Regions from separate parts of the Homo sapiens genome. Here all the other regions are linked to region 3. A link is a contact called in ENCODE Hi-C or POLR2A ChIA-PET data. All regions are on one chromosome and are shown on one strand. The core of a region is the stretch at or near the end of the contact, and the rest is flanking DNA. Distances in the headings are between cores, read along the strand shown. Region 1 holds the start of SLC50A1 (solute carrier family 50 member 1). Region 2 overlaps EFNA4-EFNA3 (EFNA4-EFNA3 readthrough). Region 3 holds the start of RUSC1-AS1 (RUSC1 antisense RNA 1).

What was found. A loop is a pair of places that touch in the nucleus more often than their neighbours do. ChIA-PET counts read pairs that join two places held with the same protein, here RNA polymerase II (POLR2A). Pooled maps may share reads with other maps.
Region 1: a map of ascending aorta shows a loop between it and region 3 (7-fold over the local background). The contact joins the promoter of SLC50A1 here to the promoter of RUSC1-AS1 in region 3. A Hi-C loop is called at or near these places in 2 of 168 maps with a recorded cell type or tissue (ascending aorta and naive thymus-derived CD4-positive, alpha-beta T cell), 2 of 37 single-sample maps with no recorded cell type and 13 of 50 pooled maps.
Region 2: a pooled map shows a loop between it and region 3 (3-fold over the local background). The contact joins the enhancer-like site here to the promoter of RUSC1-AS1 in region 3. A Hi-C loop is called at or near these places in 1 of 37 single-sample maps with no recorded cell type and 10 of 50 pooled maps. POLR2A ChIA-PET finds 5 or more read pairs at or near these places in 2 of 52 experiments (PC-3 and WTC11).

What each region holds. Positions count from the first base shown.
Region 1 is chr1:155,134,449-155,137,871 of GRCh38, forward strand. SLC50A1 (solute carrier family 50 member 1) reads left to right here and starts at 1,404. Exons shown (of 6, transcript NM_018845.4): 1 at 1,404-1,543; 2 at 1,851-1,928; 3 at 2,380-2,503; 4 at 3,113-3,274. The coding sequence starts at 1,464. It overlaps EFNA1 (ephrin A1), which reads left to right. Exons shown (of 5, transcript NM_004428.3): 5 at 1-451. RefSeq lists an enhancer at 845-934 and a silencer at 1,205-1,444.
Region 2 is chr1:155,069,341-155,072,594 of GRCh38, forward strand. The region is part of intron 1 of EFNA4-EFNA3 (EFNA4-EFNA3 readthrough); the gene reads left to right. It overlaps EFNA4 (ephrin A4), which reads left to right. Exons shown (of 4, transcript NM_005227.3): 4 at 1-213. It overlaps ADAM15-EFNA4 (ADAM15-EFNA4 readthrough), which reads left to right. Exons shown (of 26, transcript NR_176418.1): 26 at 1-213. Among named protein-coding and RNA genes, the nearest start is that of DCST1-AS1, 7.0 kb to the left of the region's middle. RefSeq lists enhancers at 175-687, 1,201-1,713, 2,073-2,152, 2,228-2,740. Within about 2 kb of position 1,736, at least 20 of the 41 ENCODE cell types and tissues checked have a DNase peak (open chromatin) inside an H3K27ac peak, as active enhancers do.
Region 3 is chr1:155,322,893-155,326,355 of GRCh38, forward strand. RUSC1-AS1 (RUSC1 antisense RNA 1) reads right to left here and starts at 1,284. Exons shown (of 6, transcript NR_145424.1): 1 at 1,186-1,284. It overlaps RUSC1 (RUN and SH3 domain containing 1), which reads left to right. Exons shown (of 10, transcript NM_001105203.2): 2 at 1-238; 3 at 1,953-2,051; 4 at 2,210-2,286; 5 at 2,424-2,598; 6 at 2,675-2,780; 7 at 2,972-3,018. RefSeq lists silencers at 74-313, 604-833, 874-1,073, 1,414-1,783, 1,804-1,853 and enhancers at 1,864-2,073, 3,260-3,463.

The DNA of each region.
Region 1 (3,423 bases), core at 154-2,653, 190 kb before region 3:
AGCCAGGATGCCCAGATGAACTGACTGAAGGAAAAGCAAGAAACAGTTTCTTGCTTGGAAGCCAGGTACAGGAGAGGCAGCATGCTTGGGCTGACCCAGCATCTCCCAGCAAGACCTCATCTGTGGAGCTGCCACAGAGAAGTTTGTAGCCAGGTACTGCATTCTCTCCCATCCTGGGGCAGCACTCCCCAGAGCTGTGCCAGCAGGGGGGCTGTGCCAACCTGTTCTTAGAGTGTAGCTGTAAGGGCAGTGCCCATGTGTACATTCTGCCTAGAGTGTAGCCTAAAGGGCAGGGCCCACGTGTATAGTATCTGTATATAAGTTGCTGTGTGTCTGTCCTGATTTCTACAACTGGAGTTTTTTTATACAATGTTCTTTGTCTCAAAATAAAGCAATGTGTTTTTTCGGACATGCTTTTCTGCCACTCCATATTAAAACATATGACCATTGAGTCCCTGCTAAGTGCGAGGCTCTCTGTGCTACAACAGTAGCAACTGGGTTTGAATTTCTTTCTCTCCAAAGAATGTGTGCCCCTCACGAGGCCAAAAGGGTGGGATGTTTCCTCCTCTGAGGGCTGTCCAGGACCGGAGTGCTCCTGACAGCTGTCTCTCGGGTTCTGAGCTGCACTCCACTCTGGAAGTTCTTCCTATCCGACCTCTACCCCACTCCCACTCCGTCACCGCAGGGCTTTGGCATACTACCATTCAGGTACTCACGCTGTTTCGGTGAGTCAGGGAAGCTGGGAACGCCAGCTGAGGCATGCGGCCCCGCCCCACAGCCACACTAGCAGAGACGTGTGGGAGGCTGGGAGGGAAAGTTCCCAGTAACAAGTGGGTTGGACCGGGGGTCAGTGATAGAGGCGTCAGTGGATTGGCCACGTCATGTAAAGTTGACCCGAGAGGGAGGGCAAAAGAGGAAGGCTTGGTGATTCCTGGTAATGTGTTATTTTGAGAAAAAGCTTCGGCAGCACACTCCAGAAAAAAACTTCCCAAACCCTGGGCAACTGAGGTTCTGATGTGGAGCTCTGGATGGAAAGCGTGCTGAAGTCTTGTTAAACTAGCAAGCTTTTGTTTGGAGGTCCACCGCCGAAGGCGCACAGGCCTGTGGGAACACGAGCGTTGAGACTGGGGGCGTCTAGATGATCCAAGGGGTAGGCAGAGTGTGAGCAGCGGCAGGTATCGGGGACACACCCGCGGAGCCCTAGGAAGGGGACTGACCGGGACATGGAAGAGGTCTGGACCAGGGTACTGGGAAGGCGCTCGGAGGAGAGGGGCGCGAGTTCCGGTTCGGCGTCGGAGGGAGGGTGGGGCTTCGGCGCAGTTTCCGGAGGGACGGCCCGAGCGTGCGGGGGCGGAGCCGAGTGCGCGGGGCGGGGCTCCAGAGCCGCAGGTCTGGGCTGCAGTAGGTCCCGGCAACCGCAGGCTCGCGGCGGGCGCTGGGCGCGGGATCCGACTCTAGTCGTAATGGAGGCGGGCGGCTTTCTGGACTCGCTCATTTACGGAGCATGCGTGGTCTTCACCCTTGGCATGTTCTCCGCCGGCCTGTGAGAGTGCGGCCGGGCTGGGTTGGGGAGGACTAGGCAGTCAGGAAAGGAGAGAGAGGGGACAGAGACGTGGCCACAGCACCTGGCTCGTCCGGAACCGGGATCAAAGTGGGATCGGGTCGAGGGGACCGGGGTACAAGGGCGAGGCTGGTCACTAGGCCTGAAGGAGAAGGCAGGATAGCTGGCGGGGGGGAGAGGGGGCGGGGTCTGCGGTGGTCCGGAAAGGATGACAGGCATTGGGCATCCCCCTCTAGCACTCTGCTTCTCCCTTCCCACCCCCACCCCTCCCTTCGGGGCCCCATTACAGCTCGGACCTCAGGCACATGCGAATGACCCGGAGTGTGGACAACGTCCAGTTCCTGCCCTTTCTCACCACGGAAGTCAAGTGAGGGGCCGACGGCTGCGGTAGTGGGAAAGGCTACCAGAGGGAGGTGGGGGCGGGGCAGGAGGAGCAAGAGTGAAAGAGGTTTGGCCGGGCGCGGTGGCTCACGCCTGTAATCCCTGCACTTTGGGAGGCCGAGACGGGCGGATCACGAGGTCAGGAGATCCAGACCATCCTGGCTAACACGGTGAAACCCCGTCTCTACTAAAAATACAAAAAATTAGCCGGGCGTGGTGCCGGGCGCCTGTAGTCCCAGCTACTCGGGAGGCTGAGGCAGGAGAATGGCGTGAACCCAGGAGGCGGAGCTTGCAGTGAGCCGAGATCGTGCCACCGCACTCCAGCCTGGGCGACAGAGCGAGACTACGTCTCAAAAAAAAAAAAAGAGTGAAAGACCCTTTGGGTCCTCCTCTCACACTGAACCCTTTGAGCCATGTCCATCCCCTCCACCCTGCAGCAACCTGGGCTGGCTGAGTTATGGGGCTTTGAAGGGAGACGGGATCCTCATCGTCGTCAACACAGTGGGTGCTGCGCTTCAGACCCTGTATATCTTGGCATATCTGCATTACTGCCCTCGGAAGGTAGAGGCCCTCCCTTGGACCCACCTATCTGCTGCACGCCCTGCCTTGCTGGCAGGGCAAACACTATTTCCTAGAAGACTGTAACAGCTGGCACTGCCACCTTTTCCAGGAAGGCCTCTCCAGCCTTGCAGGTCCCCTTCCTCTATGAAGCCAGCCTTCTGAGATGAACACATTGCCCCCATTTAGGCAAGGCTGGTAGCTCTGCCTAGCCTGAGATGCCTATGCTGCCTGCCCTGGGCTTCAGCCAACAAGCTAAGGGGAAAGGGCTTTTGTCTCTGATATTTCTTTCAGAGCCAGGGCCTGTGGGTGAGAATGAGATGATTAGCTCTGCGTCCCTGCTAAATCACACAAGCATTTATGAAGCTCCTACTGTGTGTGCCAAGCACACAGAAAAAAACACATATTTATCTCCCCCAGAAGTCTCCAGTGTTGTGGGTGGATAAGACTTTCCTATCAAGTTGGTGGTGGGAAAGAAGCTGTGACAGTGCAGTGCTGGAGGCCTAGACAGCTTGGCTTCCCCATTGGAGCACTGGAGAAGGCAGGATGAATTAACTCTAGCAGGGAAGTCAGAGTGCACATCTGGAAGTAAGGGTACTCTCTCCCCTGCAGCGTGTTGTGCTCCTACAGACTGCAACCCTGCTAGGGGTCCTTCTCCTGGGTTATGGCTACTTTTGGCTCCTGGTACCCAACCCTGAGGCCCGGCTTCAGCAGTTGGGCCTCTTCTGCAGTGTCTTCACCATCAGCATGTACCTCTCACCACTGGCTGACTTGGTGAGTGGGGGTGTCCAAGGAGGTAGGAGAGATAAGAGTCAGGCTCTCATAGCCAAATACTATGGCTTACAGTCCCGAGGAAGGGGAGATCCAAACCCTGGAAGAAGACAAGGCAGTAGAAGTGGGCGAGTGGGAGGCAGGAAAGGTTG
Region 2 (3,254 bases), core at 486-2,985, 250 kb before region 3:
CGATTGCTGGACCAGGGCAAAGAAGAAGCCCTGCCATCTGTGCCCTGTGGGCCTTTTCCCTGGGGCAGCACCTTGCCCTCCCCAGGGGATCACTCACTTGTCTTCTATGAAGACGGACTCTTCATGAGGTTGAATTTCATGCCAGTTTGTATTTTTATAAGTATCTAGACCAAACCTTCAATAAACCACTCATCTTTTTGTTGCCCTCCCCAATCTACTGCCCTCAGGCCACTTCCCTGATAGCAGGACTCCCTGTGGCCTGGGCTCTCAGCTTAGCTTGGCCTGACCTCCATGCCAGCTGTGCTCAGGCCATCCATGCCAGGCCTCAGTGGGCACCCCTCTGGGCAATGTGGGGTGGGTGCCAGCAGCAGCTGTGGAGCTTGGCACCCTCTCTCACCTCCCCAGCCGGCTTCCTGTGCTGAGGAGGGGCAGATGCTCCTGACAGCCCATCCGCTTGGGGCCCTGCCCAAGTCCTGGTAGCACCAACCAGGGCGCCCAGCAAAAGCAAAGGGTAGTATTAATAGCATCTGGGTTTCAGAATGCCTGGGTCCCTGAGAGCTGGTCATCCCTCCCCCTCCCCAAGGGCACTCTGGGCGGTGCCTGGCCTAGAACTGGGAAGGTGGGGTCAGATCAAAGCCTCCGTCCCCAGCGGCCTCTTTGTTCTTAGCTTTTATAAGGAGGAGGAGGAGGTGGGGCTGAGGAGGGAGGGCTCCCTCTGCTCTCAGCCCACACTGTCTCTTCCACCTCTGGTAGGCGAGGCTATGATCCCCACAAGGCCAAGTGGGGCCCTCTTTCTGAATGGTATCCTAGGTGGTGCCTGGGTAAGGGGCGCCCCTTCCCCTGCAGCTGTACTTTACCCGCCCTGGTGCCCCGCAGCCTCCACTGGCACGGTGCCGGCCCGCCTGGCACCGAGCCAGCCATCGATAGGTGGATGTTGTGCTGATTAGCTCGGCCCGGCTGCGGCAGCGAGAGGCAGCGTGTGAACATGGTTACGGGGTGTGGGGGAGACGGCGGGGTGGGGGGAGGGCGCTAGAGGTCCAGAGACCGACACAGAGGTGCTAGGGTTTTCTAACCCCTCCCCCACCCCTTTGCACACCTAGGTCAGATCCCGGTCTCTCTCGGAGGGGGCGGGGGCCCTATCCCCCACCACCATGCACCCATTTCGGCTGCCATCGTTCATGTTAATTCGATTGCTCTAGCTGAGGCCTTGGGTGGAGGGCAGCACCGCGGGCAGAGCGGACTCCAGTCTGTCCCTTCCCCCAATTCGAGGCCACCTTTCAGAAAATGCCTCTTGTAGGTAGGTGCGTGTATCAGGGCCTTCACCCCAAACCTTGATCTTTAGCGGGGGCGAGGGTCTGGGACGCGAAGGGGAGGGTGTAGTCGGCTGAAGGAGAAGCTATGGGCTAGGTCTTCAGGTCCTGGGTTCAAGTGTTCAAGTTCCATCTTTACCGTCATCCAGGAGGGTGTCTACACGTTGCCATGGAAACTGGCTTTACTGCTACCTCCGCCCCTCCCAAGTGAAGCCATAGGCGGAGTAGACTGGGAGCGACTAGTTAGCAGCCCTTTCCCTGGATTGAGAACTGTGGGGGTCTCACCCGGCTCCCAGCGGCCCCAGGCCAGCCTCCTTTTCGCAGAACCAGGCGGGCGCGCTCGCTCCCGCGGCTGGGGCTGGCGCGCGGACGCGCCGCTGATAACGCATGTGCGAAAGAGACGCGGGGCCCAGTCAGCTTTCTCCGCACTCAGACGCACGCCCTAACTGTCGGGCGCTCCCACTTGACACGGACACACGCCCCTGCCGGCCGCCCAGCCCCTTGCAGGTGCAAGGGCGGATGCCTCAGCGACCACGGGAGCCGGGCTGGGGAGGTTGGTGGGGGGCGGGGGGAGTCTTAAACTTAGGCCCGCCCAGCCACAGGCGCTCAGGCCCAGCCGGCCTTCCCTATACAACTTTCCTCATAGCATGCGCGGGCGGCTGATTCAGTCCCGGGGCGCGTCCCCATGGAAAGCCAGGGCTGAGTCCACTCATGGGGCCGAGACGGGCTGCAGGCGCTGGGAGGTCTTCCAGGCACCGGGCCTTACCCACGAGAAGTCGAGGCGTGTTCCAGGGCGCAGTTCCAGGAGGCTGGGCAGGCCTGCAAGTTTTGGGGCGTCACCGATCTCCCCTAAACTCAGTAGCGCTAGGCGGCTTAGGGTGGGGCCCTCAATTTGCTGGGCCTGCCCTAGTCTCTCCCGAATAGATGCGAAAACTCCACTCATCTTTACCTCGCCCTGTCTCCCTGTTTGAGAGCCTGAGAGTCTCTGCGACGGGCAATCCTGCTCCACACTTTCTGGGGTTTCAAATCTCCCTTTTCTTCTCCAGATTCAACCCTGAAGTTTTGTTCTTTTTCTGTCACCTCCCCCCTTTTTCTTCTTCCCTTTTATTAGTTCCTTCTTTCCTTTTTCATTCACTCAGCACATTGTGAGCTTCCAGCGCGCCTTTCTTTCAGTAGGCCAGACGCTAGCTGGGGTCGTCGGGGGATCCCCAGCGGTGACGCCATTGAAAAGGGTGCGCTCTGGCTTCCAAATAGCCAATAGAATCCCGGGGCCTGGGGCATGAGGTCATCAGCGGTGATGCCCATTGGTTCAGGTCTGGAAGTGAGGAAGGGGTCCCCATAGCAACCGACGGTGCGTCCGAGTGCAACCTGGAGAGTAATGTTTGCCTGAGCTGCTGTGGCAGCTTGGGTGGGTGCTTGGGATGGGGTGAGGAAGCTGGGGTGGAGCTCAGCTTCCCAGGTCCTGCAGCCCTAGCCCAAGCAAGCTCTTATCTCTCTTGAGATCCTTTTTCGTTCTCAAAGTAATGGTCAGCACCACTTAACGCAGAAAGATTAGGAGTAGGTTGGTTATTGGCAACAGCATTGGGGTGCAGAGCTGCTGCCACCAGGAATGTCAGTACTGAGATCCTGTGTTCATCTGCATATCGTCTGCATCTCATTTGCATTCTCTTCATTTAAGGTCAAATTGGGCAGACATCTCCACATCCCCAGCCCTGTCGCCTGTCTGTTTCTGGAATCTATCCCTGAGTGGCTCTGTAATCTGTCCCTCAGTTCTCCACCTTCATACCCCACCTCTCCCATTCTCCAGTGTCTGTTGGGGACGGATGGGGCAAAGCCAGCAACAGAAGAAAGGATAAGGAGTTTGTTCTCCCGCTGGATGTTTGGTGACAGATGGGGAGTACTAGTCTATACTGCTTGGCCCCGGCTGGGTGGAGGGTCTCCAGG
Region 3 (3,463 bases), core at 34-2,533:
CTCCGGTCCCGAAGCCGGGCCCCAGCCCCGCCAGTCCCGCCTCGAGACCCCCCAGTTGGCTGGGCTTTGGTCCCGCCCCGGCCCCCACCCCCGCCTGTCCCTCCCCGAAGGAAGAAGAACCGACCTGGACTGCAGCCCATAGCGGAGGGGCAGTCCGAGGAGGGCCGGGCTGTCAGCCCAGCGGCTGGCGAGGAGGCCCCAGCCGCGAAGGAGCCGGGCGCGCAGGCCGGCCTGGAGGGTAAGAGGTCGCAAGAAGCGGGAGGAGGGCTGGGCTTCGGCCGCTCACGCCTCCTAGGCTTCCAACCCGGCCCCCTGTCTTCCCTCCATTCTGTGTCACCCATCCTCCCCGCCCCTTCTACCAGGGAGCGCTCCGGGAAAGGGAAACTGGGTGGGTCATTGGGTTATGGGACTAACTGTTTGCTCCCTCTTCTTCCCGCCCCTTCTTGCCTGGCTGCCCATCCCGCTGCCCTCCTTCCCTCTGCGCCTGGCCCCGCCAATCCCGCCTGCAGCCGGTCCCCTCCTGCTCCCTCGGCCCCTGGTTTTCCGGTTCTCGGCCGACGGGCGCCCCCTGTTGGAGGGTGGGGGCGCAGGCGCAGCTGGGTCTCTGCTCCTGGCTCCTCTGGCCGGGTGGCCCGGCGCCGGGCTGCGGCTGCTGGGGGCGCCGAGCCCCCCAGAGGAGCAGCTGCTGCCCGTCCGCCTGTCCCCGGTGGGAGCCTATTCGCCTCCGACTCGGGGAGCCTTGCCCTGCCTGGCCAGCCCCGAGCTGGCACTGCTGCTGTCCCCGCTCTTTCCCAGAAGTAGCACCTTCCCCGCCGCGGCTCCCCCACCCCGCCAGGTACCCGCCCCCCCGCTGCCACCGCAACCTCGTCCGCCGAAGGCCCCTCGCTGGACCAGGAGCCCATCGCCTCCGCCCAGGCTACGTAAGACGGACCCGGGCTAGCCCCGCGGGCCACGCCTCAGGCGGGCCGCCCCGCCCACTCTCGCCCGGCCCCGTTTTCGCTTTTTTTCCGGGGTTGCCCAGCTTAGTCCCGCCCTTCAGTTTAAGCCGACTCCAAGCAAGTTTGTCGGCCTTGGGGAGTCTGGCCCCGTTCCTAGTGCTGGAGGGGGAAGTTGTTGCCTTTCCTGCTCCGTGGGCCGGCCCCCTCTCCCTCCAGACCCACCTGGGCATAGTGGACGCGGGCTTACCCAGCCTCCATGCCAAGTCTAGGGGGTCCCAGCGAGTCTGTTGTTAGGGGCTTTGGGTCACACCCTCTGTGGAATTCCTTGGCCTGTGCAGCTCGGGCCTGCCCCCCGACCTTGCTAGGGAGGGGTGGAGGGTGAAGCTCCCGGGAGCTCATTGGCACTAGAGGTTCTGGCCACGCCCTCTCCGCGAGTCCAGTCCCACGCGGGATGAAGAGGGCACCCTCCGCCAAGAGGCTGCTGCGGGACCCGGGTTTCCCCTTTCCGGCGCCTTCCAGCCTCCCAATCCTCGGGTCTCGCCTCCCTCCGTCTCCTCCCTTTCCCCTGTCTGTCTTTCCATTGGTCCATGCCGCCCACGTGCTCCCCGGGGCTCCGCAGGCAGGACTGGGCCCCGGGGCGGTGCGCTGGGCTACACCTCCCTCCCCGCGCCCCGTCCTCTCCCGCCCTACAGGCCCTAGCAGGGCAGGCGGGAGGTGAGCGCGGCCATCCCGCTCCCGGAGTTCCGGGATCCTGGAGGTGGGGGCTGTGCCCTGAGGGAGGGCACAGGGAACCGGGATGGGGCTGGGGGACAGCGAGTGCTGGGAAGTGTGCGAGATTTCACTCCGGGGCTCGGGTCGAGCTACCCCGTGCTTCAGGCGGTCCTGCGCCTCCTCTCCCCAAGACCCTTCGGGGACACAGCACTGCAGACCCGCCGGAGACAACTTGTGCGGGAGCCCGGAGTCCTCGGAATAACACTTGGTAAGTGTTACCGCGCCCTTCTTCCCTTACGCCAGTCCGTAGTTCGTGGTCCTTCGCCGGTGTCCCCGGAGCCCAGCGGCTGTGGATGGCAGAAGCCCAGAGTGGGACTGGTCAGCTGCAGGAGCAGAAGAAAGGTAGGGCACCCTGACTCCCGACCCCGCGCTTCCGAATAAACTGCCCTTCGCCCCCGGCCCTGCTCTCAGGCTGTCCGAAGGCAGTCTCTCCACGCCCCTCGGGCAAGCCTGGGTAGGGGCGCGGCCTCCTAGCGTCTTCCCTTTCCCACTCCTCCCAGGTCTTCTGATAGCCGTCAGCGTCTCCGTTGATAAAATCATCTCGCATTTCGGGGCCGCCCGGAACTTGGTGCAGAAGGTGAAGGTGGCTGGGGGGAGGCTGTTGGGATGAGGAGAGTAATGGAGCTCCGCGGGGGGTGCGGGAATGGTTGGCGGGAGGTGGCTGGGAGGTGTCTGGAGGGATCTCTGGAGCCATCGGCATCGCGCCACCTCCAGGCCCAGTTGGGTGATAGCCGGCTGAGCCCGGATGTGGGGCACCTGGTGCTGACCACCCTCTGCCCGGCCCTCCACGCCCTGGTGGCGGACGGGCTGAAGCCTTTCCGGAAGGACCTCATCACCGGGCAGCGCAGGAGCAGCCCCTGGAGCGTGGTGGAGGCGTCGGTGAAGCCAGGTGAGCCAGGAGGGCGTGGGACCCGGCAGTGCGCAGGGCAGGGCCGGGCTTGGCTGACTGCACCCCACGTTCTCAGGCTCCAGCACCCGCTCCCTTGGAACCCTGTATAGCCAGGTCAGCCGTCTAGCCCCGCTGAGCAGCAGCCGTAGCCGCTTCCATGCCTTTATCCTGGGCCTCCTCAAGTGAGTTGCCTTCTTTCCAGTGCCCTTCCCACGACCTGGGACTGCAGGAGCGTCATGGGTGGGACACAGTAGTAGTGCCTCACATCCCCAGAGAAGGCCCCCCCTCTTCCAATCTCATCTCCCATCCTCCACCCAGAGAGGACTGGAGTCCTCCACCTCCCTGAACTTCCATTCCCTCTTTTCTCCCCTAGCACCAAGCAGTTGGAGCTGTGGTTTTCCAGTCTCCAGGAAGATGCAGGTCAGAGGTTCAGATGGTAGAGGATGGGGCTGATGGGCTGGGAGGATGGGAAGGAAAGAGTTCTCTCCTGCTGGTTCCCACTGCTGCCAGAATGCCATTAATCCAGATCTCCGATCTTATTACTCTTCTAATTAAAACTTTCTAAGGAGGCCCATCGCCCATAGGATGAAAGACCCAAAGCCTTGGCTGTCTGGCCTCTGCCCTCTTCCCCTGCCTTGGAGGGTCTTGCCAACAGTCTTCCCGCCTGGCCCTTCCTGCTCCAGGGCCCTGCTTATGCTGTTCCTCTACCTTCTGCCCCTCCTGCTTCCTCTGAACTATCATTCATCCTTTGAGTCCTTCCCCAGTGAGGCCCTACCTCTACCCTCGGACTAGGCCAACCCCCACGCCTCATTTTGTATGTGCTTCTATGGCTCTCCTGTCCTCCTCCTCTGTAGCCTTTGCACTG